2 separate regions of the Mus musculus genome follow, and region 1 is linked to region 2. Evidence: chromatin loops called from intact Hi-C (ENCODE). Cell type or tissue: left cerebral cortex. All regions are shown on one strand. Each heading gives the region's core, and the rest is flanking DNA. Links, peaks and the distances in the headings are about the cores only. Region 1 overlaps Timd2 (T cell immunoglobulin and mucin domain containing 2). Region 2 holds the start of Med7 (mediator complex subunit 7).

Region 1 (15,554 bases), core at 3,651-11,650, 220 kb before region 2:
TAATTAGCTCAGAACCTTGTTTTGTTATCTGACCCTTAACTCATTACTTAATCATCATACCATTTTGTAATAGCACCTATTAGTAGGACTGGGTTCAAGACTCATATTCTTAGATGAGTTGCAAAGGTATAATGCCTATCTAAGAGTAACAATATTAATTTCAAAATTTGTATTTTCTCCTGCATCCCTTTCCTTCCTCCTGGGAACCATAAGTCCCACCTTTTCCCCTTCGACAGCAATTGGCTTCTGCCTTCTTTATTGATGCAGTCGTGAACCAGTTAGGGAATCGACACCTCTCCCTACATAAATGACATTTCTTTGTGTAGTTTCTTGGTTGTCCTCAAACTAGCTCTAGACCAGGCTGGTCTCAAACACAGAGAGATCTGTCTGCCTTTGCATTCAGGCTACTGGAATTAAAGGCATGGAGGACTATATGCTTTAGGCTAGCTAAGACTTCTAGAAACATAAATGAAGCCAGGTGGGGTGGCTTACTTACACCTATAAGTCCAACACTCAGTTGGTTGAGACAGGTGGATCTCTGTGAGTTTGAGGCCTACCTGTTCTATATAGGGAGTTACAAGATAGCTGGGGCAACCTAGAGAGATCCTGACCAAACCAAGTGAATGAATGAATGGATGGATGAATAATAAATAAATAATAAATAAATAAAGATAGATAGATAGATAGATAGATAGATAGATAGATAGATAGATAGATAGATAGATAAGCAAGCAAGAAACTCAGGAAGCCAAACTAAGCACTACCTAACACATTCAGGGGCTTCCTCAGTTGTATCACACTGACTCTTGAGTGTCTTGACCTTGCACTGTCTCCCTACATATGTGACAGTCCCAGGTAGAGTGAAGCTGGATTGCTCTTTTCCTTATTCTCACCACAGGTGTTCCTTATGTGGCCAACTAGACACCTTCATTTTGGGTCTACATATCAGTAGTAGAGAAGGCCACTGTGTACAAATCACAAAGCTCCATTATGTCACACATCATTGACAATTAAAGTTAGTCCCTTTTAAAATCTGATTTGCTTTTTCCATGAGTTCTATGAAGCTCAAATATCAGTCCACTGCGAGTACCCTGACTAACAGGGGTAGTGAATGACCTCCACGAGAACCACCTCCTGTAGCTGCAATGGGCCAGCAGTCCTCTTCCCAAATTGATTTTCTTCAGTTCAGTGTCTGATGTTTTTGTGCATGCAACGTATGTGAATATGTGTCATACAAGTGGACTTTGAGATTATGTAACACACACCAGCCCCTGTGAAAAGGCACTATGTAGCTGGCTTGGCGTGGTGGCACACGCCTTTGATCCCAGCACTCGTGAGGCAGAGGCAGGCGGATTTCTGAGTTTGAGGCCGGCCTGGTCTACAGAGTGAGTTCCAGGACTGCCAGGGCTACACAGAGAAACCCTGTCTCGAAAAACCAGAAAAGAAAGAAAAGGCGCTGTGTTGTGCTAGCACCTACTAGAACGACTAGGTTCAAGCCTCACACTCTTAGATGAGTTGCAAAGGTATAATTCCTATCTTAGAGTAACAGTATTAATTTCAAATTTTGTTATCATTATATAGATTTATATCAACATTTTTTTTCCTGCACCCCTGACCTTTCTCTTGGGACCCAGAAGTCCCACCATTTTCCCTCTATTCTACTCTTAATGTTAAGAGGATGTAGATTCTATGCAGGTTTCAAAACCTTTGCTTTAAAATAGAACTTCACACTAATTGTATGCATAGTGCCTTGGCTGAGGGCGGAGGCGATGTGTAATGGCACCTGTGGGGGTTGGAGAACAACATTGTGGAGTTGGTTCTTTCCTTGTACCCTCCCACGGTTCCAGGGTTATCACTCAGGTCACCGGGCCCTCCTAACCCTCTCTAAAGCATCGCAATCCAAAGTAAATACAGGACTTTTCATTTTAAATCCAGTTTCAAATGCACATCCTAATTGGGTACCTGCTTTGATGCTAGTTATGTCTTCATACAACTTTCCTTCTATTACGTAAGTAATGTAGAAGATTTGAATATGAGCTGCTCTTTAAAAACAAAAAATAATTCTTAGTCTGATGATAATCACATTTCTATGACTTAATACTGAGGGCCTGTGTGGAACTATTCACTGTTGCAGTTTTTGTGCATGGAGCTTCTGGAGTCCTGAGTATGTATCACAAATGTTCCACTCAGACTCTAAAGATGGCCTCTTATTCTTTCAACATCTCTCTTTTTCTCTCTCTCTCTGCAGCTTCGTTGCCTTCCCTATCTCTAAGATTGGAGCTTCCCCCAAAAAAGTGGTCGAACGGACCAGATGTGAAGACCAGGTCTACATTATTGAAGACACTCCTTACCCCGAAGAAGAGTCCTAGTGGCCCTCTGAGGCACCTTCTGCCTGAGATTAAAGAGACTGTCAGTGATATCACAGCGTCCAGAGCAATTTTCTGTGTTGGTTCTTCCAGCTGTAGTGGAGAGGGTAACCCTCTACTGTGTACACTCAACTCAAGTTTAACATCATCCTAATTCTTGTATCAGCACCGCCTCAGTGTCTCCATTCACTGCAGCGATTTTCTCAAATGTGAACATTTCAGAGGGTTGATTTTTTTTCTGAGTCAACACAATTACTGATAATACAGAAATAGTCTTGGTTATTTAAACCATTAAGAGAGAAATAATATTTAAAAGTTTAAAAAAATGTGTGGGTGGGAGGGAAGTTCTGAATTCAGAAGAATTTCATAATCATGTTTTATCTATTTTATCATACTTTGAAATGTCACTTCCCCCATCTTGCCCAAAGGGCTTCAATAATGAGAGCATGGAGGTTTTAAGGAAATCTAATGTCGCTTTTAGAGGTGGCAAATTTCTCATACTTCTGGAAATAAGATCATTTATTATGCCGTTGGTCTTAGGATAAGGGTGGGTGTTCATTATTAGGAGAGGTTATCATGGTGACTATGGACCAGGCACACATCAGGGGAAGAAAATAATGGATCAAGGGATTCAGTTCATTGGTGCTATTTCTACTCCACTTCTGTCTTGGTGCTTACTGTTCCTAAACTTACCCACTGAGCTCTGAATTAGGTGCTAGGAGGAGATAGTGAAGAAATGAAAGGGGAAGGAAAGGCAAGAGAGAAGGGCACAGGCTCTCTGCTGAGAGAAGCCTTATGGCAGGTGTGACAGTATTTGGGACTATCTACTTTTCATAATGAAGCAATTTGTCACAATCAATAAAATATTTGGTTTTGCTAAGAACTAACAAAAGTTGTTGCAGTTTGGTTGTTGAAAAGAGCAGATTGGCTAGAGTTTGTTAATGTCTATATCAGTCTGCATGATTCTTGACACCGGATCAGAGACATTCAACCCATAGCCAAGGAGAGCAGGGTGCTGGATCTTAGTACAGACTCCCAGTGCTGTACTATGGAGTTCTAGGAAATGAATGTGTGTCTGCTTCGGGTTTGTTTGGCTGTTTGGTTGATTGGTTGGGTGGTTGATTGGTGAGTAGGTTTTGGTTTGGTTTGGTTTGGTTTGGATTGGTTTTTAATATTTGCTTGTTTGTTTGTTTTTGTTTTTGAAAAGTCAGATAGTGAGTGGAAAGTTGCATTCTGTCTGGGTTTGCCAATGGAGCCTCCTTCATCTGCTGTAAAAATAATTATGCTTAAAGTACATTGTTTTATTTTTCTTAAATATGCAGCGATTATACATCAAAGAATGTTTTTAGCCATGACAGCCCTGATTTGTAGCTTCCCTAGAAATACTATGGATGGTGAAAGTACAGGAGTTATAGTCTACAGCTTGATTTTAAAAGAGGTTTTAAGAAGCTAAACCTATTGCATCTTAAGACCAGCCTCCATCTTAAAGAAAAAAAGCCTAGGAAAATGACCTACAGCTGAACTCATGCTACACCCAAGTGCCAGGAAGGACCCCATGTCCTTGGCCCATAACCCAGAGTTACTCCCTAGCTACTTCCTAGCAACAGTCAATCAAAGATTAGTCTGACTGTTTCAGATGTACTTTCCGACCATTTGTGATTGCCATGGTCTTGCTTCAGAGCATGCACCTGAGAGCTGACAGTACTCATTCTGTTAGATGCTCGTCAGACTAGACACCCCTCACTTGCTCCTATTCTACTGTAAAACTCTTTCCAAATGAGGGTTCAGAGTTGCTTCACCAAACCGTCCTATGCTTAGCAGTAAGGCCAAACTCCAGTGTAAAATAAAGAGACCCTAAGGGGATCGTATTGTTATTTGGCTCCTTGGTGGTCTTTTGAGGTTCATAAATGCTTCCAAGCACAATATTAGAAGTTAAACTTTTTCACATGTGTCTTATTCATTCTTCTTAATTTATCTTTGTGATTAGCTGGAGGGGAGTGTTGAAGTTGGGAAAATATCAAGGTCTCATCAAGTCCTATAGTTTGTCACTTTGGCCCTTCAGCTGAGTCATCTGGAGAGCTGAAAACTGTCCATGAGCCCACTAATTGCAGTCTCTGGTGTCCTAAGTGTTCAACTTCTCTGGATGATTTATGTGGTGGCTCAGACTAAAACCCACTGGCCTAAGGAGACTCAGAGGACAGAGGAGAGAATGCCTTCTTGATGTCTGAATAAATCCTCTGGAAGAACATAAAATGCACAAATTGGAATAGCACAATACCAACAATGGGCGAGGGCAGGTGTACAACCAAGTCGTGGTCAGGGCGTGAGGTCAGTGAGAGCAGGTCTGGCCCAGGTCTGGCCTCCAGGGAGGTAGTGTTGGGAACAGGAAGTCTGAGTGCTCCCATGCATCTGTGAGGCTCCCCAGGAAGCTGGTGCACAGCTGCTAGCTGACTCTGTCCCTGGGCCTTCAAAGAACTCAAAGATTCATCAAAAAAAAAAAAAAAGTAAAAGACAAAATCCCCACTGTGCTGTGGAGAGATGCTGGAAGGTGACCCCTATTCTGCACTGTATAACACAGATATGGGATGCCTGTCTTTACTAGTTTTGCACATGCAGGAGCCTAAAAATACTTCGATGACAATTCAGTCATAATTTTAGCATATTTTGTTTTTTAAGAATAGTTTTATGCTCATAGCAAAACTAAGTGGGAGGTACAGAGATTTCTTTTTCACAAAACCACCTTCCCCAACCTACACAAGCATACACACGTGCTGACTGAAACAGAGAATGAGATAGAGCAAGAGAGAGAGAGAAGGGGGGCTGGGAGAGGGGGAGGAGGGGAAGAGGGAGAGGCCTTGCCAGCATCAGCAATCCCCATCACTGTGGCACTGATGAACCAATCCTGGCACAATTGGCCACTGAACTGAAGTTCATAGTCTCTTTCTCTTGCTTCTGTGCATCCTGAGATAATACATTTGACAAATGTATTATGACATATACTCACTAATATTGCTTCATAGATAATAGTGTGACAGACCAGAAAATAGCTCCCAAAGTGCCACATTCCCAGGCTTTACAATGAACAATAGATCCCTCCAGAATCTGTTTCACCCATTGGCATAGCCTCAGAGGCACCAAACTCTAGTCTCATTGATAATTGATGACATATGTCCTGACTCTGAGGGTACTTGTGTCATCCAGTTATCCCTCCCTTTCCTAAATCTCAACTATAATTTGTTTCTTTGTGGTTCTTGTTTGATTTTTTTATTTTATTTATTTATTTATTTATTTATTTATTTATTTTTCTTTTTTGGTTTTTTGAGACAGGGTTTCTCTGTGTAGCCCTGGCTTTCCTGGAACTCACTTTGTAGACCAGGCTGGCCTTGAACTCAGAAATCTACCTGCCTCTGCCTCCCGAATGCTGGGATTAAAGGCGTGTGCCATCATGCCCGGCTTTTGTTTGATTTTTTTAAAAATTTTACTTATATGTATGTGTGCCTGCCCAGGGAGACCAAAAATTAGTGTTCAATTCCCTGGAACCAGAAATACAGACAGCTATGAATCACCTCACATGAGTACTGGGAATAGAACTAGTGTCTTCTGTAAGAATAGCAATGGCCCTAACAGCTGAGTCATCTCAACAGCTGGGGTTTTACTTTTTTGAGATAGATTATTCCTGTACAGTAGATGAGCCTCTTATTTGAGGTCCTTCTGCCTCAGTACCTTGAGTGCAGAGATAATGTGTGCATGACCATGGCCAGCACAGCTCCAGAATTTATAGATAAGTACCATTTATTTCATTGGAGTCATTTAGTTGGAGTATACTAAACCTTATTGATTCATTGCTATAGGAGACAGTTTGGAAGTTTCCAACTCTGGAAACTAAACTATCTGGTGTGAATATTCATGTGCAGAGACATTGTGCATATATCAGATGAGTTTTCAACTGATTTAGGTATCCAGAGTGTAGGGACTTCCAGGTGAGAAGGGAGATTAGAGACTGCCTCTCTGTGAGCCTGGAAAGAAGTTGATTAGAATAAGAAAATACAGGCTGCTTCTCAAGGAAGGAATACAGAGCTTCAGAGATGCAGCAGGGAATGAAAGGGTCCCTGAAAGGGGGAAGAGAGGGGCACTTGATGCAGAGAAGTGAGCAGAAGCCTGGGTCTCATCCCTGCAGTTTCCCAGGAAGCAGAGGGGGAAGAAACAGTTTCCAAAGGTGAGCAGGAGCAGAGATGGGCAGTCCTACCACAGGACAGGCCCACAGCCCTCACAAGCCCTGAACCCAGCTGTGGGTTTGATTGAGCTGAATCCTCTGGCTGATGAGTCATCAGGAGGGAAGAATCCCATTTTCCTACTTGTAACTCAAAGGCCTCACACAGAAGCCATTTTGAAACAAGGCCTCAGTATAGTCTTTCAGTCTTCACTGAGGAAAGGCCCAGAGATACAGCTTTGGGAAGGATGCAGACCAGGCACTAGGTGGAACAGACAGCAGGAGGCTGGGTTCAGACTGAGCACACAGAGGGAGAGAGTCTAGCCTTGCCTTCAGAGTCAGGACAGACCTCAACAACTATCAGTAAGACTGGAGGTTGTACCTCTGTGCCTGAGCCAGTAGGTGGAGCCAAATCTGGAGATATCATTGCTCATTGTTGTAAAGCCTGGGAATTTGGAACTCAGAGGTTATGCGTGATAACCATACTGAGTGGCTCTCTAACATAGACTCCAGCTTTTCAATATAGAAAATTCATTCTGAGGAGATGGGAGTTTGGGAAATTGGGAGAGAAGATGGCTGAAAGCAATGGTGTTCACAGCAAAGAGAAGCAGAACTAGAGATTCAGTGGTGGTGACAGGTCTGGAAGTGTGGCAGGGGGACAAAGGAGTATGTCCCTGCAGAGCAGAGTGGGCTCCTGGGATGCCAGGAGGCTCAGGCCACCACTGTGCCATCTTTCCCCTAGCAATATCTGTGGCCACTGCTCTACCCACTGACCCTGCCAGCAGCATGCAGCCACTGCTGTTGCTGCTGCCCCTCAAGCTGCTCACCCTGCTGGGGAGGGGAAACCTTCCATCCAGGAGCTGCCTATGTGCCACAAACACGTTTTAGCCTGAGATATCAGTTGGACAGTGGCCATGAAGAACAAGATTGTATGTAGCAGCCTGGAGCTTGTGTAGGTCCTGCCCCTGGAAACCACAGGATCACCCTGACTCTGAGCAACAAGACATCTGAGACGAAGAATGCTTGATTTCTGGGTTAAGTCTCCTAGAAAGACCTCCGAGATCCATGCTACACCGCGTTGATGTCCATCACCTCCTGAAACCACAAAGTCCTGATCTGTGCTGCCTCTGCTGCTATGTGCAGGGAAACTAATTTTGCAGTGGGATAGATGACTGCAGACTGGTAACTGAGAATGGGAGACAGGGAATGTTTCTGACAACCTTCCCCACCCCCAACAAGATACAGGCCAGATGTGAAGCTACTGAAAAAAGGCCTTAAACATTGTAACAGAGATGCTGAAGTGTAGGTACTAAGCACTGATGGCTTCCGGGGGTACAGGAGGATTTTAGGTTCTTTAGGGATGGCCACTGAGGGGAGTTTGACCATGCTCCAATCTCCAATGACTATGCGGCAACACAAATTGGACTTTGTGTTCTCCCCCTCCCCTTCCCTTCTTTTCCCTTCCCTCTGCTTTCTCTTGGCCCTCCTACTTCTGTGCATTTGTTCATCAAATCTGTAGTTGGGTCCTCTTTCTTCATCTTTGGTAGTCATCTCCTAGTTTTTCATTTACTGCCATCCCTTTCTTGACATAATCTCCTTCTTCTTTGGGGACCCTACCCCATATCTATTAGATCCAGAGCTCTGCAGAGATTCAGGTCTAGGTGTGAACTACTGGTTGGAATTTTCTTGTTGTTTTGTTTTTTTTTTCCATCTGGATTTTTCACAGGCAGCTGCAGCCTTCTGTTCAGATGTGAACTTAGCATCTTTTAGTCATAAACTCCAGAACTTCTTCTAGCTAATGGATTCTATGAAACTCAGACAGTTGATTGACTGTCACTGCTTTTGAATTCCATATTATGGTCGATTATTGCAGGAGAGACAAGGCAGGGACTTAGAAGTGGCTGATAATGTCATATCCACAGTCAAATGAAAAAAGAAATGAATGGACCCATGCTACCTGCTACTTTGCTCTCAGCCAGCTCCCTCCACATTCATATGGCCCCCTGTTCTGGAAATCATGCAGTCCACAGTGGCCAGGGTCAAGTAACAAGGAAAAATATCTCAATGGATACACTTCTGGCCAAGGCCAGTCAGTTCTAGTCAATGCTCTCAATTGTGACTTCCTCATGTGATTCTGGGTTGTATAGGGTATAGAAGCACAGGTGGGAGTTTGGAACTGAGATAGAAGGAATGACCATCCATACTGCCCACTCGGGGGTAATCCATCCCATTAACAACCACCAAACCCAGACACTATTGCATATGCCAGAAAGATTTTGCTGACAGGACCCTGATATAGCTGTCTCTTGTGAGGCTATGCCAGTGCCTGGCAAATACAGAAGTGGATGCTCCCAGTCATCTATGGGATGGAACACAGGGCCCCCCAATGGAGGAGCTAGAGAAAGTACCCAAGGAGCTGAAGGGGTCTGCAACCCTATTGGTGGAACAATAATATAAACTAACCAGTACCCCCGGAGCTCGTGTCTCTAGCTGCATATGTAGCAGAGGATGGCCGAGTCAGCCATCAATGGGAGGAGAGGCCCTTGGTCTTGTGAAGGTTATATGCCCCAGTATAGGGGAATGCCAGAGCCAGGAAGCAGGAGTGGGTGGGTTGGGGAGCTGGGCAGTGGGAGGGTATAGGGGACTTTCAGGATAGCATTTGAAATGTAAATGAAGAAAATATCTAATAAAAAAATTGATTTTGAAAACAAAACAAAACAAAAAGCACAGGTGGAGATTGCTACCAGGCTGTTATCACAGAGCCTCATCTCACCATGTTCAGGATAGTAAATTTAGCTTTCCCATGAACCAAATGACCATTTTGAGTTGCATTGTCACTTAACACTTCCTTTTGTCTCACTTGTCACTTCCAAGGGTGGCATATAAATGCAAAGTTGTAGGAAGAGCCCCCTGCTCCCTGACTTCATGCATGAGTACAGAATCAGCTCCTTGCTGTCTCAGCCTTCACAGAAAGGTGTTTGAAATGTCCCCTGCTCCTGTGACTCCAGGCATGAGTTAAGGACCGCCTCCCTGCCCCTGCCTTTATTTGTAAGTCTAAGAATCAGCTCCTTGCCCCTCTTCCTTAATGCATGAACGTAAAATCATCTCAGCGTCTTGCTGTCTTTGTGCAAGAGTATGAGATAATCTCTATGCTCTTGTGTCTTTATGCATGGGTGTGGATCAGCTCTCTGCCTGGCCTTGAAGGCAGCAGGGAATAAAGATAAAGTGAAGCAAGTTCCAATTAGCAGCTTATCTAACGATCTCTGTCTTGCTTCTGTACTGGCTGTGATGCCTGCTGATACCAGAAAATGGGTGTGTTGACAGTCATGTCTCCCATTGCTTTATATGCCTCTTGGCCCTGATCACATGGCACTTGTTGGGAGGGAGGAGTGGTGATGAGACCTGCTTCCCCTGGACTTGTTTTCTTTGAGGGTAGAAGCTAACATAACCACTATGCCCCTCGGGGATAGGTGATGTAAATTAGTGGTCACTAATCTCCCTGTCTGGTGCTTTATGATGTTTTAAAACTGTTGCCAATTTCATACCAATGATAATTGTAATATAAATTTGAATATAAATGGTTCCCATAGGCTTATATATATGAATGCTTAGTCCCCAGTTGCTGGAACTGTTTGGGAAGTATTAGGAGGTGTGACATTGTTGGAAGTGGTGTGTCACTGGGGTTGGCTTTGAGATTTCAAAAACCCATGCCATATCTTTTTCTTGCCCTTGCTTATGGATTAGATATAAGCATTCAGCTACTGTTCAGGAGTCGTGCCTGCATGTCTGCTGCCAGGATCCCCAACATGCTGCTCATTGATTCACCCTCTGAAACTATAAGCTCCAATAAAATCTTTGTTCAGTAAGTTGCTATGATCACCATGTCACTTCAGAGCAATAGAAAAGTAACCAAGACAGGAACTCTCTCTGCTGCTACTGGGTAGAGAATGTATAGTCAAGAGACTATAGAATTAGTCTTCATCGAGAGACTAATTCTACCATGTGTTTCTCATGGGCATCGGATACACTCACTGCTCCTACAGCATAGGACGGGGTAAGGTCAAACTGTTACCTGTTCTAAGTTCTGTAGCTGTAATGGACGCTCTGCTTAAGCTATAGAGCTCCTACAAAAGAAACAATGCAAAGAAGGGCTGGGGCTGGAGCACAAAGATAAAGCACATGTCTTCCATATACCATGGCCCAGGTTCAAACTGACGTTGAGCTAAAAAGGAATAATGGGAAAGAAATGACAAGCTTAAAAACAATATTGTAAGGAACTATTGAGTGCTCTTTCTCTATTTCTCCCTCTTTTCTATAGGTCCTTTGGATTCTTTTACAGGACATGGAGTGCTGGGTCACACTAAGTTTCAAACTAACTGAAGTGCTTGCAACTGAACACTTGCTTTTAGGGTACTGACCTGAAAATATTTATGATAACGGCCCTTTATAAAACAGGAGCTAGGTAGGCAGTGATATGGCTAGTTAGTAAAAGCACTTGTTGCCAAGCCAGTTCAATCCTGGGGAATCCACATGGAAGAAGAGAACTAACTCTCACAAGCTATCCTATCTGATGTGTTAAAATAGCATCTCTCACCTGAACACAGCACACTGGGCCCAAAAAGTTCAACGTGTGAAAGGTTTATTGGGAGAGAGAGATGGAAAGAGAGAGGATGGTGGTGGCAGAAAGAGAAGGGGAAACAGAGAGAGAGGGAGGGGTGTTCCCCTTATTTATATGGAAAATGACTTAACACAGGTAAAGGTGGGAGGTGAGCCAAGTGGATTCTGGAAATATGGTGCCTGTTGTCTTGGCAACAGGTCTGCAGGTCATACTGTCACCTATGTGATGTCATAGGTTTGGGAGGTCCTGATGCCAACACTATTTACTCTACACATAGGCCATTGTAACGTTGCTCGCTTGCTCTCTCTCTCAGTCTCTCTCTCTCTCTCTCTCTCTCTCTCTCTCTCTCTCACACACACACACACACACACACACACACACACACACACACACACAAAAATAAGTATAATTCAAGAATTTAAAGGAAGATGTCCTATACTTTCCCTAATTTCCTGCTGCAAATGATAGATGCACATGAGTTTTTCCATCTTTCCAGGAGGGAAAAAAAAAAAAAGATCTACATTCCAAATTACATTGCAGCCCTGACAGAGAAGAGTTCTCAGGGTTTATTTTCTCTGTGAGCAGAGTTATTGAAGGAAGCTGCTCATTAGGAAATGTCAGCTGACACGTTGCATGCACCTGCCAGAGTGTCACTGCTCCGTTCCAGGCAAAGCTTTCCCGTTATTCAAGTCTTGGATTCCTGTGCACACTAAGACCACAAGTAATGGTGGGACTCAGAGCACTTCTGCTGCTGTTGATTTGTGAGCCACAGGTTGAACTTGCCCAATCCAAAACACCTCATTCTGCAGCACTCTAAGCACACACTTGATAATTCACCTGGAAAAATTCATCAACATGAAATTTTCATGCACAGAAATATCGAGTTAATAAATTTCCATTAAGCTATGTATGTAACATGTATGCATATGAATGCTACACCAATTCATATTTAGGCTTGAGTCTCATGCATAAGATATTAGCTATATAGAAACATTCTAAAGTTTTCAGAAACATCTAACTCTGAAACTCCTTGTACAAAGGATTTCTGCATAAGGGGTATTTGTCCTGTTTCTCTTAGACTGGAAGAGAAGACGGTGTCCACTCTCTATCCAAATGTGCAAGGCTTTGTGTTGGGCCTTCATGGGATCTCTCATATGTCAGTGGAGCTAGTTAGCTTTCAGTTATGATTCAGCACCTTGTGGTGGGTCCTGTCAGGACTGACTAAAATGAGCATGCTGGGTCTAGAAATTGCTGATGAAGTCACTTACCACTGAGACAAGACAATCCGCCCAGCCCCCCCCCCATATCCTCCCAATCTCACAAGATGCTTAGATGTCACACAGATCCTACTTTTCAGAGCTGTAACACCTGTTTCTCTATGTACAAAAACCCTTGCTTGAGAGCTGCAAAATACAGTCAGATTCAAACTGCTTCTGTGTTTGTTTCTGTATGTCACAGCTGAATCCTTACCCACCTGCCTGGAGAACCCACATCCCGGGTACCTGGGCCCCATACCCAGCTGGTATGGTCCATGGCAGCTGGTGCTTCAACGTGGGGCTCAAAGCAGGTAAGCTTTATCTCTCCTTTTTTTTTTCCCCCAAATATTTTGTCAGGTAAGGATAGGACCTCGTCAGAGTGCTGCAGACTCCTCCATAGAGACACATCGAGTTAAGATGATGAGAAGGTAAGAGTCATGGAGCGCCGGGTGTGGTGGCGCACGCCTTTAGTCCCAGCACTCGGGAGGCAGAGGCAGGCGGATTTCTGAGCTTGAGGCCAGCCTGGTCTACAAAGTGAGTTCCAGGACAGCCAGAGCTATACAGAGAAACCCTGTCTCGAAAAAAACAAAAAAACAAAAAATAAATAAATAAATAAATAAAAATAAATAAATAAAACAAAACAAACAAACAAAAAAAGAATCATGGAGCACTCATAGTCCAAAACAGAGGCGTGTTCCTGGCAATATTGAGTCATATGTTAGAAAGCAGAGGTGTTAAAACCTCAAAGAAGAGTTTGGCAGCATTTTATGACTTTGTGTTGAGTGTCAGTCCATGGTTCCCAGAGGAAAGAAGCCTGTCTTTAGAAGACTTTATTGCATACACTAGCAAGATTATGCTGAAAGGACCCTGATATAGCTGTCTCTTGTCAGAGTATGCCTGGGCCTAGCAAACATAGAAGTGGATGCTCACAGTCGGCTATTGGATGGATCACATGGCCCCCAATGAAGGAGCTAGAGAAAGTACCAAAGAAGCTAAAGGGATCTGCAACCCTATAGGTGGAACAACATTATGAACTAACCAGTACCCCGGAGCTCTTGACTCTAGCTGCATATGTATCAAAAGATGGCCTAGTTGGCCATCACTGGAAAGAGAGGCCCACTGGACACGCAAACTTTATATGCCCCAGTACAGGGGAACGCCAGGGCCATAAAAGGGGAGTGGGTGGGTAGGGGAGAGGGGGTGGGTGGCTATGGGGGACTTTTGGTATAGCATTGCAAATGTAAATGAGCGAAATACCTAATAAAAAATGGAAAAAAAAATAAATAAAAAAAAAAAGAAGACTTTATTGCTAGATTAGAAGAAGCACTAGGCAAGATGCTTCCTCCCTCTGTGGGCTCGGACATGTTATTAAAACAACTTCCATGGGAAAATGCCAATAGTCTCTACCAGGAACTAATTAGACCAATCAGAAAAAAAAAAAAAAAAAAAAAACAGGGACTGTGCAAGACTCCATCAAAGCTTGTATAGATGCCTCGCCAGCAGTGGTCCAGGGTATGGCCTATGCTGCAGCAATGCAAGGGCAACATTCTAGCGCCTATGTTCAGAACTTAAAAGGAGGCAAAACCCCAAAGGTTTTGTGCTTTTCTTGTGGCCAATTAGGTCATATGAACTGTGACTGTAAAAAAGAAGAGCAGACTTCAAAGTATAAAAGTAAGAAAAAAACAATTCCAGGGGCTATGTCCTTGGTGTAAGAAGGGAAAACATTGGAGAAATGAATATAAATCGAAATTTCATAAGGATGGAACCCCTCTGAAAGACGAGGAGACAAAAAACAGGGTGAGGGGCATGGCCTTTGCCCCGAAAGAAAAGGGTGGGGGGAGAAAAACAGAGGAATGCACAAGTAAACTAAGTCCTCTGGCCCCTGAGGTTAACGTCTTAAGCTTACCTAGAGCAACACCAGGAAGTGCAGGATTAGATCTTGCAGTAGATAAAGATTACATACTCTCTCTTTATGAGAGATTGCAACTAGTAGATACAGGATTTAAAGGGCCACTAATCATTTGGCACCTTTGGTCTTGTAACAGGGAGAAATTCAAATTATAAGAAAAAATTTGAAGTTCTTCCTGGAGTAATTGATTCAGATTTCCACAGAGAGGTAAAAATTATGATTAGGCCATTAAAAGACACAATACAATTACATTAAAACCAGCAGGTAGCTCAGATAATCCTACTCCCTTATATACCTCCCCAATCCAATACTAAAACAAACTAAAAGGGATGAAGAGTTTGGCTCCACAGAAGTGGTAGCTTGGGCTCAGGAGATTACTGGACAAAACCCTTAAAATCTATAAAAGTAGAACGAAAAATATCCAAGGATTATTGGACACAGGAGCAGATAGGTCGTGCATTTCAGGAAAGGACTGGCCTGGGACATGGCCTGTAGTTCATACCACCTCTACTCTGGTGGGATTGGGACTAGCTTCCAATATAGCTCAGAGTTCAAAAATCCTGACATGGGAATGTGAAGACAAAGTGGGTACTTTTAAACCTTACATTGTTTCCCCTTTGCCATTCTCCTTATGGGGAAGAGATATCTTGGGGAAAATGAAGGTAAAGTTAATCACAGATGGAAATGGAATGAGCAGCATTTTATATAGGAGCTGCTGATAAAAGTTCATGGATCAGGGATGAGCCTGTGTGGCTGAATCCGTGGCCCCTAACTCAGGAAAAGACACAGGATTTAGAACAATTAGTAGAAGAACAACTGCAATGAGGGCGTATTGAAGAATCTAACAGTCCATAGAATACTCCTGTGCTTGTTATTAAGAAAAAAACAACAAACAGGCAAATGGAGACTCATACGAGACCTTAGGGCTGCTAATAAAACAATGCATGATATGGGAGCTTTACAGCCAGGACTCCCATCCCCAGTAGCTGTCCCAGAAAATCACTGTGTCATAGATTTAAAGGATTGGGTTTTTACTATAAAGTTACATCCAGAAGGTACAGGAAGATTTGCTTTCAGCATTCCCTCTGTTAATTCTCAAAGGCGATCTCAAAGGTATCAGTGGAAGGTTCTCCCCTAGGGTAGGAAAAATAGTCATTGTCAGAAATGTGTGAATCAAGCCTTAAGATCCATTGGG
Region 2 (15,554 bases), core at 4,140-12,139:
CTATCGGTTTTCCGTCTGTATTTGAGTGTGAGTGCCGGGTCAGCAGGTGCTACTTACTCAGGGTTTTGCTGCACTGTTGCGACTTCGGAGGGGCTTGGGAGCAGTTTTTTATAGGATTCTTTTAGAGGATTCTTTTAAGAGAGGGCATCAGATCTACGTCGTGGCAGTGTATGAGGAAGTCTCATCTGACCGATTTCCACATCTGTCAACTAGATGCTGTACTGTATGTAAAGAGCCTCTTAAAAATGCGGGATCTTAATTTTTTTAAATTCAATAAACTAGTAAAGAATATCTAGTTTCCACGGGGGGGGACGGACCTGTAAGTTTTCTCCCTAAATATAGGAAGCTTGACTCAGTGTTGCACTGAAGCTAACTGCCGTCCTACCTCTTAGTATGTAGATGTCTGTCTATGGGATGCTCTCCCTTGGAACAGAACAGCCGTCCACTCGGAAGACCAGGGACGTTAAGCACATTTCCAAGTTGCGGTCTTTATTTTACATTTGAATTTCCAGGGAGAATATCACTTCCATATCTTATTTTCTTCTAGTCTGTACCCCAGACGCTATAGAGAACATTGCGCAGTTCTCAAGTCAAGAAATAGCTAGTAAATGTTATGAACTCGTGTATTAACAGCTTAACTGCTAGCTCCTTGCGGTGCCCATAGGCAAGGCAGTGGTCAGTGCAGACCAAGTGCAGGCTGCCTGCTAACACCTACGGCACCCCAGCCCTGCCGGGGGCCCACATTCTGTCATGGAACTGGAAAGATTGGTGTGGTGTAGAAACGCGAGCAGAGGCACCTCTAGGAAAAACAATGCGCTAGTATTTATTTAGAGAGCCTGGGCATTGTTCCTATGCTACTTGGTCATACTAGTAGAGAGCCAGGCAAGCTTGAATAATGCCATGTAGATGAAGAGGAAGTGCCTTAAGCGTGCAGCAATAGCCTCCTGCCTGCCCCTTCACTGCACCCCACTCAGAGGCCACACAGCACAGGTGACAGCGCTGAGGAGCGGGGTGGCTCTAGTAAGAAGGGTCTGAGAGGGCCGCCTGGACCAGAGCAGGTTACTGTGTGATACAGCGACAGTCTGAAGGAGGCCCATGCCAGGAAGAGAGTGAACACGCAGTGCCTTCCATGGCCGCCTCTGAGGGCCACAGCATGGAAGGGCCAGCCCTGTGACGTGAGAACTATTGTCCTGAAGCCCAGAGTTCACAACGTAGGCTTCTTTTCCTTTCAGAACTGTTTTCTAGATTTTAAAAGCGGATGTTTGCTGAGGGGACTCAGGATTACTGAGTTTGTTGGCAAGGGATGTGGGAAAGGATACTTGGCTGGAATTGGAACAGTAAGGCAAACAGGGCTATGAGAAGAGAAGCTGTCAAGCACACATGTACACAACACAATCCAGAAATACCCAGGAGGGCTCCGGCAGGCTTAATGTGTGGTGTCCTACTGAAACAAAACATGTATTAATAAAACCGTGCTCGAGGAAGCACGTTTCTCCCCATCTCCCACCCAACTAAAGGCACAGGGGAGACCATCTGAAGACAAAGGTTCATCCCATGCTCTGATCAGTGTCAGTCAACAGTCATTCACCCTACAGAATACAAGAGGCCATCTTTATCGTGTGCTGTGCGGTCTCCACAGCCTGTGGTCTGGCTCTGGGTATATTTCTATTTTGAGGCTATTTGCTCGAGTCAACCGGCATCTTTCTATGAGCTCAAGCTAGTGAAACCGTGTACACTCTAATGTGCCACCATTAAAAGCAGCCTTAGTGCATTGCTGTAAAAACAAAACAAAACAAAAAACAAGAACAAAAATCTTATATTAGGAACCGTGTTTCCACCCCTCCGTGCCTAGCAATATTTTAGACTCCTACTTCCCTTAAGTCTCTGGGAACAAACAGACAAAAAAAAAAAAAAAGGTAAAATATAATCTTACCCCTTTTCATTTTATAATTTCATCATTAAGTGCATGAAGGGAAGAAAGAGACAGAAAAATAGAGAGATACAAGAGACACACAGAAAGAAAGAGAGAAAGGGAGAGAGGATAGGAAGGAGGGAGAGTCACACAGAGATGGGGGCGGGCCAGGAACACATGAATGTACAGAGGTGAGAAGATACTTCCAGGAGCTGATGATCTCCTTCGCCTGTGGGTCCCAGGGATTCGACTCCAATTGTCAAGCTTACACAGAAGATACTTTGAGCCACTGAGCCACCTCCCCCCTTCTCCCATTTAGACAAAAATAACCAAACCACATATAGTTTTTATTCCATCTTTTGTCTTTTATTTGCTAAAGTAATTTCAAAAGAGTCATAGATATGTTAGCCACTCTCGCAGACTTCAGTATGCCTCTACTTCAGAAAAGGGAATCATGCTGTATAATCATGAAACCACTACTACGCAAAACAAAGCTATTGATGCTCCTGTTTAATTCATGTACTAGACCACAATCACGTTCTTCTATCTCAAAAGTAATTTTTAATTGATTTGTTTTGATCCAGACTCAGACATGCAGCTGGCTGTTGTACCCCGACGTCTCTTAATAAATGGCAGTCTTTGCTTCCTTTCCTGGGCACCTGCTGGTTCTATAAAACCGTTCTCTGTGAACGGCTCTACATTCTGGTTTGTCTGCGTTCTTGTGGTATCTTTTACTTTAGTTCCTGTTTCCGTTATACTTCCTGAAAGTGGTGTTCAGCTCTGGAGGTTTGGTGAGCTTCAGGTGGATTTGGTTTTTATTTATTTATTTATTTATTTATTTATTTATTTATTTATTTATTTATTTTAATGCTCCACAGCTTGCTTTCTATTTGGTATTACAACACAACTACCCGATGGCTGCATCTCTAGAGATGACAAATGGTTCAGCTTTCAGCTTTCACTTTTAGCACTAGGTACTGAAAATCTTCATCTCCTGTAGTGTATTCTCATCCTTTGCCACACAGACACATGGATTCCACTGGATGAAAATCAACTGGGAGTGCTGGTTCATGCCTACGATCTCAGCACTCAGGAAGTTGAAGTAGAAAGACTGCCACGGGTTCAAGGCTACCTTGAACTACACTGTGAATCCTAAACCAGCATGAAGTACTGAGTGAGATCCTGCCTCAAACAGGGGCGAGGGGAAGGAGACATGGGGCTCACAACCATCTGTAATGGAATCTGACGCCCTCTTCTGGGGTGTCTGAAGACAGCTGCAGGGTACTCACATATATAAAATAAATAAATCTTAAGAAAAAGACACTTCTCAGGAGAAAATATATAAAAGACCAACAGATAAATGAAAGAAAAATATTCAGTGACATTAATGGGCATAATGCAAATCAAAATCACAAAAAGATAGCATCTACTTTAGCTATTTTATAACTGCTAAGTGAGTGCTTGCAAAAGCAGAAAGGAGACCTTTGCAAACTCTTGGTGGGAAAGTAAATTAGTATACAGAACAAAAAGTATTGAGGTTCCCCAACAACTACTGTATGATCCAGCCTTTTCACTATTAGCTATACACTAAAAGGAAATGATGTCAGAATGCCGAGAGTCATCTGCATACCCTTGTCATCTCAAAACTAAGAAATGAAAGCAAACTAAATATCTAAACAAAATGCAGGCAGAAAGACTCAACCTATATGTAGACAAGAACCACTCCATGGGCTGGGATCCCATACTGAACAAAAAGAAGAGCACACGGTGAACACCAGCATTCCCTTCTCTCTGCTTCCTGTGAATGGAATGAGCGATGGGCTGTACAGTCAAACTGAGCTAAAGCCATTGCACCAACAATGAAAATCACCACCCTGTCTTTTCAAGTAAGTATAGATGTTGGATTACAGATATAGCTAGGTTGATAAAGTGCATGCAAAGCGTGGATGAAGAAGTCTTGGGTTTTATCCCCAGTACCCAGTAAACCTGGTTACACAGCTCTCCTTTTGACTGCTGCGCACTGTAAGATGTTTCTCTGGTTAAGAGCAGCGTGGGTCTGTTGGCACCAGGACCTAGGCTAGGCCAATGGGAGCCATTCTGTTTTTTTGTTTGTTTGCTTGTTTTTTGTTTTTTTTTAAGCATTGTTGGTAGTTTAAGAGTTTAATAGGTTTGAAGTACTGGGTTTAAGATAAGAAAGGTGTTCAGGAAGAAAATGAAGGCACATCCCTGAACAAGGGTGTGGACTTCTGAAAAGAGTTGTCCTATTTAGATGTTTCTTTTTCATTTCAGCTACATATAACACCGCTCTGGACATTCTCATGCATAAATGCTGCTATTCATGAGTCTTTGAAATGTCTTTCCAAAAGTAGAGTTAATGGATCAGATGGCATAAATATCTGAAATCTTGTTAAATAATGACCGGAGAGTTTCCAAGAGTCTCACCGACAGCATATAGACTATTATTTTGCTGGATGGCATAGTGCCCACCTGTGGTTCAAACAGGGAGACTAAGGAAAGAACACAATTTGAGGACATGATGGGTTACAAAGCAATACCCTGTCTCAAGAAAAAAAAAATCGTTTTGAGGCATGGTATTGCCAGGATTGGTTTTTCTGTTTGTGGTTTTGGTTTTTTATGTTTTTTCTCAAACTGGTAAGGATGTGGAAACATGGCATGTGGTTTTAACCTATATATTCCTAGTTACTACAAGAAACTGTTGTTTATACAGCATTTGATTTTAAATTTCGGGGAAATACTTGTTCAAGTCCTATACGCAGTCTGCCGAGTTTGTGTTTCATATTAATACAAATAATTTATATATTTTGGATGTTAGTCCTCTACTGATTTCATCTGTTGCAAATATTTTCCCCCACACTATAGCATTTCACTGTTTTACTGTATCAGACCCCCTGGAATTGAGAGTTGCCAGCCACCATATTGGGAACTGAACCAGGTCTCTTTAGAAAAGCAACAAGTGTTGCTACCTGCTGAGACATCTCTCCAGCTCCTGAACACAATGTAATTTTATCGTAATGGAATAAACCAATCTTTTTTATGAATAGTAATTTTGTATTTTATTTTAGCATTTCATCTCTTATTTAGAGGTTTAAAAGGTATTTGCCTATATAAAAATTTGGCTGATAAGAGGAGCAAAGACGGTGGACTGAATATCCTAAAGCCAGCTGGCTTCTTGGTCCAGCTGGGCTGACAGGCCCCAGCCTCCATGTGAAAGTCTGAGGACAATTTCTAGGAGTAAGTTCTCCTTCCGTACTTGGGTCCCAAATATTGACTTCAGGTAGTCGGGCTTAGTTGGAAGCTCCTCCACATGGTGAGTCTTCCCTCCTAGCTGTGATTCCACTTTTTTTTTTTTCCTTTGATGTTTTGAGACAGGGTTTCTCTGTGTAGTCCTGGCTGTCCTGGCACTCACTTTGTAAACCAGGCTGGCCTCGAACTCAGAAATCCGCCTGCCTCTGCCTCCTGAGTGCTGGGATTAAAGGTGTGCGCCACCGCGCCCGGCTGATTCCACTTCTTTTAATAAAAGCACAAACAAGTTTTGCTTCAGTAAAAAGTGATAGCTATTTTGTGGTGAAGTCTTTAATTCGCCTGGAGCTGAGTTTTGCAGGCTTTATTTTAACTCCACCTACTGAAAATTCCAGCATTTTCCCTTTGTAATGTCATCTCTGATGTTTCAAAATTATATACATCCATTTCCTGGCTTTCAGTAGTGTTCCTATTGTCTATCTGCCTATTTTTCTGCCTATTTTCTGCAACATTTTGCTTTAGTTACAGTAGCATGATAAATACTGATAATCATGCAGCGGAAATCCTTTCCTTTATTCTCTTTCAAGGGCAGTATGGCTCTCTGGGTCCTTTTAACAAAACCTATGAACTGTAGAACCAGTTTATCAAGTTTTAGAATATGGTAGAAAACTAATAACTTGCATTGGAGCTACAAATGAATTCAGGATAAATTTGGCCTCTTTACAATCTACAAACACATTTTGTTTCTATTTCTTTTTAGGCTTTTAAAAATATTGTGTTAATAAAATGTATTCTGTATAATATTCAATTGTTTCTAGATTTTTTTTTCTAGGCCTTCTATATTATTGAAGCTATTTTACATAGTATCAAGTTTACATTTTTTTTATTTTGGTTGGTGCAACAACTCGTAGCTGTTTACTAATCCATTATCTTTAGATTATATGAAATTATTTATGCTGAGGGTTATTTTCTGTTCAGCGGTGATCTCTTAGTTTCTTCCTTTTCAATATTTTATTTTTTGTGCTTTGCTGGTTAGTGAATCTAGTACATACTTGAAGCTTTGATAGCAGGCATCCTTGGTTGATTTTTTTTTTTTAAGAGCTGCTGTTTATTTTAAGGAAATTCCCTTCTATTCTTGCTAAAGAGTTGTTTTTCTTTTTTATGAATGGATCCTAATTCTCACAAATTTTACACCTATTGAGAAAGTGATTTTTATTCCTAAACCCATTATGTAGCATATTATTTTACTATTCCACATTCTTGAAGTAAGTGCAAATTGGCCATAAAAAACCTTTTTTAAAAAATTATTACTGGTTTCAGTTTAATATTTTGCTTATACTAACTTTATAAGACTTAGGAAATGTTTTGCTTGTCTATTCATTGACAGAGTTGCAAAAGATTACTTTTTACTCTTTGCGTATGTGCACAAGCCTGTGTGGGGTGGGCACCGTTTATCAGGCTTACTTGCCACAGAAGCTATCTGAACTTCAAACGTTCTTAGTGAGAGCTCCACTTCCACTTCTCGTTGTTTTCTTTTTTGTTTTTATTATTTTACTTATTTACATCCCAAATGTTGTCCCCACCTCCAGGTCCCCGATTGCAATATCCTTGGAGTTTCTTATCAGTGCTGATAATTTCCTAAGAATCTGCCCACTTTCCCCAAATCTTCAAAGGCATTAGAAGGTTGTCCATGTTTTGTTACTTACTGCCTCTACCTTTTCTTTTGTCCCCTATTCCCAAAAGGAGTAATGCCTTAAGGCCCCAAGCTCAAGCACCACCTAGCCTCTGGGGCACCCACAAAACAACTCAGATCAGATATTTCTGAGCATATGACTAGTTAGCCTGGAACCTGAATATACTGTTTGGGGCTGAATGGGTTTCAGAAGGAGTTAGGGTGGGTGTTGTCTTTCACTGACAGAATTACTCTGGGGTGACTACTGTAACTGCCTGGGTTAAAGAAAATGAGCATCCATGGATACTAATAAACCAAATCAAAGCTACCCAGCTAATAGTAGAGCCCAAATTCTAAGACTCAAGGTTGCTTTATTTGTTGAAGGTAGTTTCTGTTGTGTTGTCCTTTGCTTTTTAATGTCTTTCAAGGTAGCCCACTTTAGCCTTGAGAGCTCCCCGATTACATGCTTCAGAATGCTGAGACTCCAGGTGTTAGGCACCATTTCCAGTTGCATTATGGGTGTGTTTTAACAGCCATCCCTGATTCAACAGGTACCAACCAGGTAAGTGAAGCCTAATTCAGTTCTGAAAGAGGTGGAGTGAGCAGTTCATAAGCAGTGCCTCTGGGTTTCATTTCAGTCCTCTGTGCAACTGGCTATATTACCACACACTTAAGCAAGACTGCCACTTATTGACAGCAGCATCACATTACAATATGAAGCCAGTTTTTAAAATTGTAATGCTCAATGTCAATGGTTTGCTAAAGTTAAAACTCAGTGGAGTATACTTGCATAGAAACATCACACGGAGCCCCATAATTGTTCCCAGTTACTTCCAAATGAAAAGTAAAACCAGAAGCTGAGTGTGGTGACACCTGCCTAGAACTCCAACACTGCAGCTAAGGTAGCAGGATTTGGATTGAGGCCAGATTGGTCTATATAGTTTCATGCCAGCCAGGGCTACAAATGCCAAAAATAAGTAAAACTTTTAACAAGTGGTAAGAATATTAGCTGTTATCTCTTTCAATCCTTAAAACAATTCTACGGAGATTTTGCTGTTTTTATTTCTGTAGTGTATTCACTGTAACTCTCAAGAGTCCATTCTTTCCTTCAACCATGAATTCTAAGCTAGCACCCTTACCTACTGCCCCTCCATTAGTATCTCAGTGATGTTTCAGGATTTAAACCATGTAGGCCATCAGCCAAATCTACTCCGTGATCTGATTTTCAACTCCCAAGAGTGTAGAAATTTACATTTAGGTGGCCCAAAAACTCAAAATATCTCACAAAATTCCTGGATAATTGAGTTTCAATTTTCAGCGTCCATATTTTATTCCAATTGTTCATATATGAGAGTTGGATTAGAGCAGTGCTTTCATTTACCTATTGTCTATGACTGCTGTCAAGCCATAGATGAGTATTATGAAAGAGAAATTGTATACCTTTCAATGCCTATTAAATGGCTGTACAGTAAGTTTACCACCAGATGAAGATGACAAGGAACCAAAAAAGGGAGAAGGGGGCAAAACAAGAAAAATCTTTGCCGATTTCTTATCCCACATAGACTCTTGCCCAACCAAACCATAAATGTGAAGTTTTAATTCTTATGAGTCTTAGTTAGGAACATTACCTACTAAGAAGGGTTTTTAGGTAGAATTACAAGCACCATCTTAAGATATGGAAGTCTTAACCAACAAACCCTGCCTCCTGAGTATGTTTAAAGAGAAGTCATTCTTCCAATCAACAAATGTATCCTCTTGAGTCTAGTGTCATGAGGTATTTACTAGGGTGGATTTCAAGATTAGAAAACTGGAGTAGCTCTAGTTATGATTTCCAGTATGACAGACTAGAGGATAGAGAATGAAGTTCAGTACTTTGGCTATGAAACTGAATACCTACTTTCTAACTTGATTCTGCCACTTATTAGTTGGTTAAGTCAACTTCTCTGAACCTCTACTTCCTCATCTGTAATGACTAAAGACGGATTGAGTTGTGGGTAGCTTTGTGATTAGAACTGTGCTACCAACATATACATGTGTTTGAAAAGGATATAAACTGGACAAGGTGTTCTGATTAGATTACTTTGGAAGCAAGACTCTTCTGAGGGTGGTATGATGGCTAAGAGACTAGGATAGTCTTAGCAAACACAAACCAGAAAAGAAGCTATGTTGAGACTGAATAGCTACTCAATAGAGTTATCTTTTGGGGGAAGCCTGTATCCATCTGTGAAGGTGAAGTATGTACATTTCTCATAGAATTGGATCATAACCACATCATTACCTGACTGGGGCAAAAAAAGAGTCCCTAACAAATATTCTATGGAGAATAAGGAGGAGAAAAGCTGTGATACTGAGTTTGCTGGAACAGTAATCAGAAAAATAAACTTTCTATATTATTTTGGAATAAATCTAAACATTTTATAATTTCACATGTACACTTGATGCCCTTTATTAGTCTCGAAGCAAATAACTTTTTTTCCAAGAATGACAATTCGTTATTACTTCAAGTTTTTATTCCAACTCCAAAAAATAGGACTATCTCAAACAATAGCAAACATTCAGCTTTTTTATGGCAATTACTCAAATATACTTGCTGGCCTATGTTTAGTGTTAAATTACCACCTACAGCATTTCAATTGAAAAAAAGTCTCTTAGTATCTTTAGTTATACCTCTTAAGACTGTCTGAGAGGAAATAAACTAATATATGATGCTACTTACTAAAAGGAAAAAAAGGAATATTCTTCATGGCCTTTCATTCATTTCATCAATTAGCACACATAAGGCAGCATCTTTTTCTATAATCTGGTCCCTTCTGTGACCTGAACTTTCTCTTTGTTGTTCATTCTGTCCAGGACAATTGCTGTTATCATCAGTATCCATCGGCTCAGCTTTAACTCTCATCCCTGCTTCTGAATGGGGCAAATCATCGGGCAAAGAAGCCAAGCAATTCTGAATCATTTCAATGACTCGTTCCAGATGTTTCTGAAACCTCTCAGCTGTTTCAAGGCGCTGGCGTTTCTGGACCTCCATCATGACTCTCAAAGTCTCTCTTGCTTGGTGGGGTCGATATTCATTTATAAGATGATGTACATGTACAAAAAGTAGCTTAAGATCTTCTAGCTTTTCTTCTCGTTTTATACTCCCAGGACTTCTTATTAAGATGTCTAAAAGGTCTAAGAAATTAATCAGTATAGACATATTGAGTTTTCTCAGCTCTTTCTTATGATCAAATTGCATAGGATGAAGCCGTTCAATGCCCTGACTTTCTAAAGGGCGAATGATAAGATCATCACATTGGAACTGGTTGCCAAACATCATGTAGCTGTCTTTAATTGGAGGAGGAGGCTTGGGAGCCAAGCCTTCCTGAATATTTTCATCTGTATATTCCTTGATGTACTGCATTGGAGGCGGTGGAAGTGCACTCACTTGCTGTGGTTCACCCATTGTAGACAATCAAGAACCTAAAGAAACAGAGCACGATTCAGAACAGAATCATGAACACCACCTTCCTCCTGCTGCCCCCAATTAGTGACTTCAGAATATGTTCTTCCTTTTTCTGACAGTACACAGTCCAAGACAAGATGATCTTAGATTTTAAAATTAACATTTACAGCAGTGAATAGCTATCAATTATGTTCTAATTAAATATTATGTTAACATCCATGTATTTTCCTTTATTTCCTCAGGGTTTTCAACAGTAGTTAATAAAACAAAAGCTACATCTTTTTCCTCTATAGAGAATGTCTGAGGGAAATGGAAGCTGGGACAGCCCACATTAGCTCTCTATCTACTGGGGCTTGCGGGAAAAATCTTCAGATATAGGCCACATTTCAGTGGAAGACAGGCACCCACAATACCAGTAATGACAAAAACAAAACAATCCTTCCAGAGCACGGAAGACTTGTCAATTTCTCAAAAACAGACCGGGCAAAGTATACTGGGGGGGGGGGGGGGAGAAGAGCAGGGCAGGGTGTGAGGGAGGGAGAGGGTCTTGTGACATTTGTTACTGTGTCATGAAACTTCACTGATGAGAGAAAAAAGTACCAACCTAAGACCAGAGCAGCCTGATCAACACAACTACGATGTTCAGAAGTTCACTGTGGGTTCAGACCATATTATCTTCAAGTTTCCTGATAGGAAATACACCTTGAAAATTGAGAACGTGTTGACCACCCAAGACAACAGGTGTGCTAACTCACCCGATAGGGACAGATGATCCTGGCAAAGAGAAAATAAAGCAAAGCTTTATGAAGATCTGACGGTGGGGGGGAGAACAAAAAACAAAAAAACTTCCTTGTTAGGCTAATGGGATAGAGCAAGGAAGGTACAGAAAGTTGCACACCAAAGACTCTGCCTTCCAAAAGGTTTGCCCTTTGTCTACTTTGTGATAGCACCACAATTATGATTCTAACATTCAAGTGTAAAGACAGGTTCTGTAACTCACAGTGGACAATGGCAAGGTCATTTTTACTGCAGAATCACCGTTTAAACTACTTAGTCACTGACTCCCAGGTACCATGACTTCTTCACAATACTGCTCTGGTCCTACGGCCTGCTGTGTCCTGACTCTTAACTGTATTCACCCACGACTGCAGGTTTTTATCAGATAGTTTGTTTAACTGAATCAGACTTAAAAATGCTGAATTGTTATGTTTATTGCAGTGAAGATAACAGAAGTGAGAGCCTTGTTGCCCTAATATCTCTAACTATACACCCAAGTCGAGATATGCAAACTTTGTCTATGAAGGAAATTCTGAGAACACAAAACAGTATCACTTAGAAACCCTACTATTTTTTTGATCTCTTCAAGTCTTTCTCACCTGTTAAAGAGCACTCTTGCTGCCTGCCAGACTTCACGTGATGGTGAAGTAAGATCTGCTCTGCTTGTTTAGAAAAGGATGCTAGCACTAAGGACTCACATATTCTAGGTAATCTGACAAATGTAAAGCATACAAAGTGGAAAAACAAGCAGCAGAGTCCACCACAGGTTTGGCAGAGGACTTTATTTACTGTTATTTTTAAACATTTTTTTAAAAAGACCTAAACTGGGCATGATGGTTCCCGCTGTAGTCATGATGGGTCATGCTGTAGTCCCTGTGACTGAGAAGCTCGATAGCTCTAAGTTCAAGGCCAGTTTGGACTACACAGTGAGGCTGGGCCAGCCGGTGCTAAAGATCCATCTTTAAAAACTAAGTAAATATTTTTAAAATATATAAAAGTGGGAGTAAGATATGGTAGTGGTCTGTGAGGTATTAGAGGAGTGTGGAAGCGGGTATGATCAAAACACATGTGTGTTTGTGTGTGTGTGTATAAAATTCTCAAAGAACAAACATATTCTGAGAACTAAGGAAAAAGGGTCTGTATTTAGGGTGCTTTTATATGGTACATGATATACTATTTTTTCATGTCTGACTCCTTTTGGTAGGCATATGTTGGAACCTACTCTGGAAAAGAACATTTATATGCAAATGTCATATGCCTTATTTATTATTCTTTCCCATAATCAAACTACATATGGTATCTATTAATCTCATGTCGTTCACTTTCCTTTTTACTGTACAGTGGTCTCCAAACCCAAACACTTAAAACTCTCTTTACATCTTGACAAAAATCACCATTGTTGCTGGGCAGTGGTGGCGCACGCCTTTAATCCCAGCACTTGGGAGGCAGAGGCAGGTGAATTTCTGAGTTCGAGGCCAGCCTGGTCTACAGAGTGAGTTCCAGGACAGCCAAGGCTACGCAGAGAAATTCTGTCTCAAAAAAACAAACAAACAAACAACTATAACAAAACACCGTTGTTAAATTTCATATTTCAAATATTTTCCAAGGTTTCTGAAGGAAGCCACATCTTACAGTATAGTAGAGTTAGTATAGTACAGTTTTCTTAACACATTAGCAATTTTTACATCTTTTCTACATAAATTTAAAACCTAAATCCCAACATATATGGTCAAAATAACCTTTGCTTTTTCCAATTTAAGTACATTATACAATGAGAAGATTCTTGAGTGCTTTCTCACACTGATGTACACTGCCAATACCTTAAATCTGAGGGAAGCAACTCCAAATTCTTCAGATTGTCTAACTGTTAGAGCTAATTCAGGGTGTATATACCTAGAACACGAAAGTCTACTTGTAGCCACTTCAAGTCAACACCTGGCCTAAATTTCATCCCCCGAAGGCTTTTGAAGTTGGGGATCTGCGCTTCCCTTAGCCACACCCACACTAAACCCGCAGTTTCCCGAAGGTTTTTAGTAAGTGACAGATCCGCATCCTCACTCCAATCATCAGGACGGTACGACTACTCCCAATTTGACTATAGAGACAAGAAGCCAATTCCCAACGTGCAGAAGGGGGTGAATTGTACAACGGGAATCCGCATTAGTTTTTTCGGGCGCAAGTGCAAACCCCCGTAACTTGGGCATCCCGCGTTAGAGCGGGCCACCTTACAGAAACCGCCCATTACCGGTTCAAACTGAACTTTTCAAAGCCGCTGGAGGTCGTGACTCGCTAACACTAACAAGATCCAGTGTCTCGTGGGTGCTTTTTTTTTTGGGAGGGGGGGGGTCCGCAAGCTCAGACACTTGGCTCACTTTGTCCCCGTGACTGGGTCCCCGCGGAAAGTCTGGTACAGGATGAATCCGGCTCCGACCCAGGCTCTCGCTCCCCTCCCCCAGCCCCCGCGCTCCCAGGCGGCTACTGTCACTTTACCAATGGCGACAGGGCAGGCTAAGACCACGACATTATAAAAGCCCGTGGCGTGGGGACGAGAACTCGGACCTCCCAACCTCCCGTCTGGCTTGTCGTCCGGAGAGAGCGGTACTCGGTGTACCTTCGGCCGGCCGCCTGCCTCAGGCCCCGGGGAGGCTTCGCGGAGGAACCGGGAGGAAGGCTAGCCCGGGCGTCCCAGGCTGTCCCGCGCCGGACTTCGGCGCTCCACGCCGGGAGAGACGCAACCGCGGGGGCGGAGAGACAGACTTAGGCTGCGGTCGCCAACCGCCGCCGCCCGCTCACCTCAGCTCTTTCTTGCTTTTCCGGTAGTGACTTTTCCTCAGCGCAGCGGAAGCACAAGTTCCGGTTGCCTTCTCAGGAAGAAGCCTCTGACGCGGGCCTCTCATTGGCTACCAAGGCTGTCCTATAGCAGGTCCTACTCCCGCCCTAAAGATGTTGCACATGCGCACTTTCGCATCTCCTGCTTCTCTCGGGAAAGATCCGCTGTCTGGTTTCTTGGTCAGGTCAGGAGAATACTTCTTCGTACTTTTTGTTAGTAGAAGAAAGTACTCTCTAGTAATTCCATTCCTTGCAGCCCCCACTTTTATACGAGACTTTTAAAATTAAATACTTGCCTTATGTAAAAGTCAGAAAATACAGATAAGCAATATATTTAAAAATTATACTAATGTAATCATCAAAAATGTTTTTTAAAAGCAAGATTGTACTCTATGATATATTCATATATATGGAGATATTTGTGAACATGATTAAGAATAACATCCTAAACCTTCATTTTCCCCCTTCCATTCACTTTTATTTTCATTTAGGAATTCAAAGATGTCTATAACAATCCTTCCACAAATTGACAAGTGAAAAAAACTTAATATAATTTTTTAAAATGGAGGGAGTGGGTAATTTCACTGTGTAGCCCAGGCTGGCTTCAGATGTCTCTTCCCAGCCTCTGGAAAGCCAGAGGTATAGAAATGAGCCATCAGGACTAGCAAGAAATATTTCCATTTTGGCCTTTCCCTGAGGGAGAGGAGGAGGGGGAGGGAGGAGAGAGAGAAGAGTTGTTAACAGATGATATGGGAGTCGTAAGATGCAGTGTTGCAAACTAAAAGTAAGATAAACAGCTCTGCTTCACAAACAAGAATGTCTCAGTTTCTTCCTTTAAATATGTGGAGCATTGCAGGCATAAAAACAAAAGAAGAGTCTACTCACTACCAACTTCCATAGTTATATGAGCCCCATCATTTTGTCTCTAGTCTGGTATGAACCTCTAAAAGGTAAGGGCTCTTCGTTTTTTCCTATACCCACAGATTTATTATCTTACTGAAAGTGTACTAGGGGTTATTACACTGATAGAATGAATGTGTGTATGCACATGGATATATATGTATATATGACTTATCCGAGTGACTTACAAGATGCAGTTCAAGTAGTCCAGCAATGGCTGTCTCAGCCCTGAAAGGCTGAGAATCCTGTAGTTGCTCAGTCTAAGAGGCTGGATGTCTCAACAGACCCCCACCTGGCATTGGAGACCTGGAAGATTCCTGGAGAGCCACAGGTCTTCAGTCCATGTTGGAATCCCAAAGAAGTTTGGTTCTAATACTGGCAAAGGAATGGCACAGCAGTGGTACAGATGAAGTTGCCAGTGAGTGTTAGAGCAAGCAACCAAAGAGCAGTTTCCTTTCTTCATGTCCTTTTATCTGGGCAGCCACAAGAAAATGCCACTCAGTCTTTCTGCTTCTAAAGATTAGCCATCACCCAAAGATAAGTTCATGGGTGGAGAGCTTGCCTAGAATAATACATATAAGACAACCCCAGTACTACATAAGGGATAGCCATGTCATGTTAGGGACTGGTTAAAAATACAGTTTAATGAATACTTTGTTTTGTCTATTATTGACTGTACTTGCAAGATCTGAATGTTAAAGACCCAAATGTAACCTCAGTGCATGGAGGGTAAAAACAGAAGGATCTGAAATTCAGAAACT

The links. Hi-C counts contacts between places; a loop is a spot of excess contacts. Peaks named below come from ENCODE experiments on the same cell type or tissue, not always from the same donor. Only the 100,000 strongest peaks of a DNase experiment are listed, where the experiment ranks them.
Region 1: a loop joins it to region 2, with 3 times the contacts of the local background. A loop is called at or near these places in 3 of 42 quality-filtered maps.

What each region holds. Positions count from the first base shown.
Region 1 is chr11:46,657,713-46,673,266 of GRCm38, reverse strand. Timd2 (T cell immunoglobulin and mucin domain containing 2) reads left to right here. Exons shown (of 9, transcript NM_001161355.1): 9 at 2,249-4,307. The coding sequence ends at 2,369. Among named protein-coding and RNA genes, the nearest start is that of Timd2, 33 kb to the left of the region's middle. In left cerebral cortex, for the core only: a CTCF peak has its summit at 6,979 (motif pointing right); DNase peaks (open chromatin) are centred at 4,961, 5,992 and 6,968.
Region 2 is chr11:46,435,313-46,450,866 of GRCm38, reverse strand. It overlaps Med7 (mediator complex subunit 7), which reads right to left and starts at 13,906. Exons shown (of 3, transcript NM_025426.3): 1 at 13,676-13,906; 2 at 10,892-11,061; 3 at 8,146-10,304. The coding sequence starts at 10,287. The coding sequence ends at 9,586. It also overlaps the pseudogene Gm12168. In left cerebral cortex, for the core only: a CTCF peak has its summit at 7,538; a DNase peak (open chromatin) is centred at 7,587.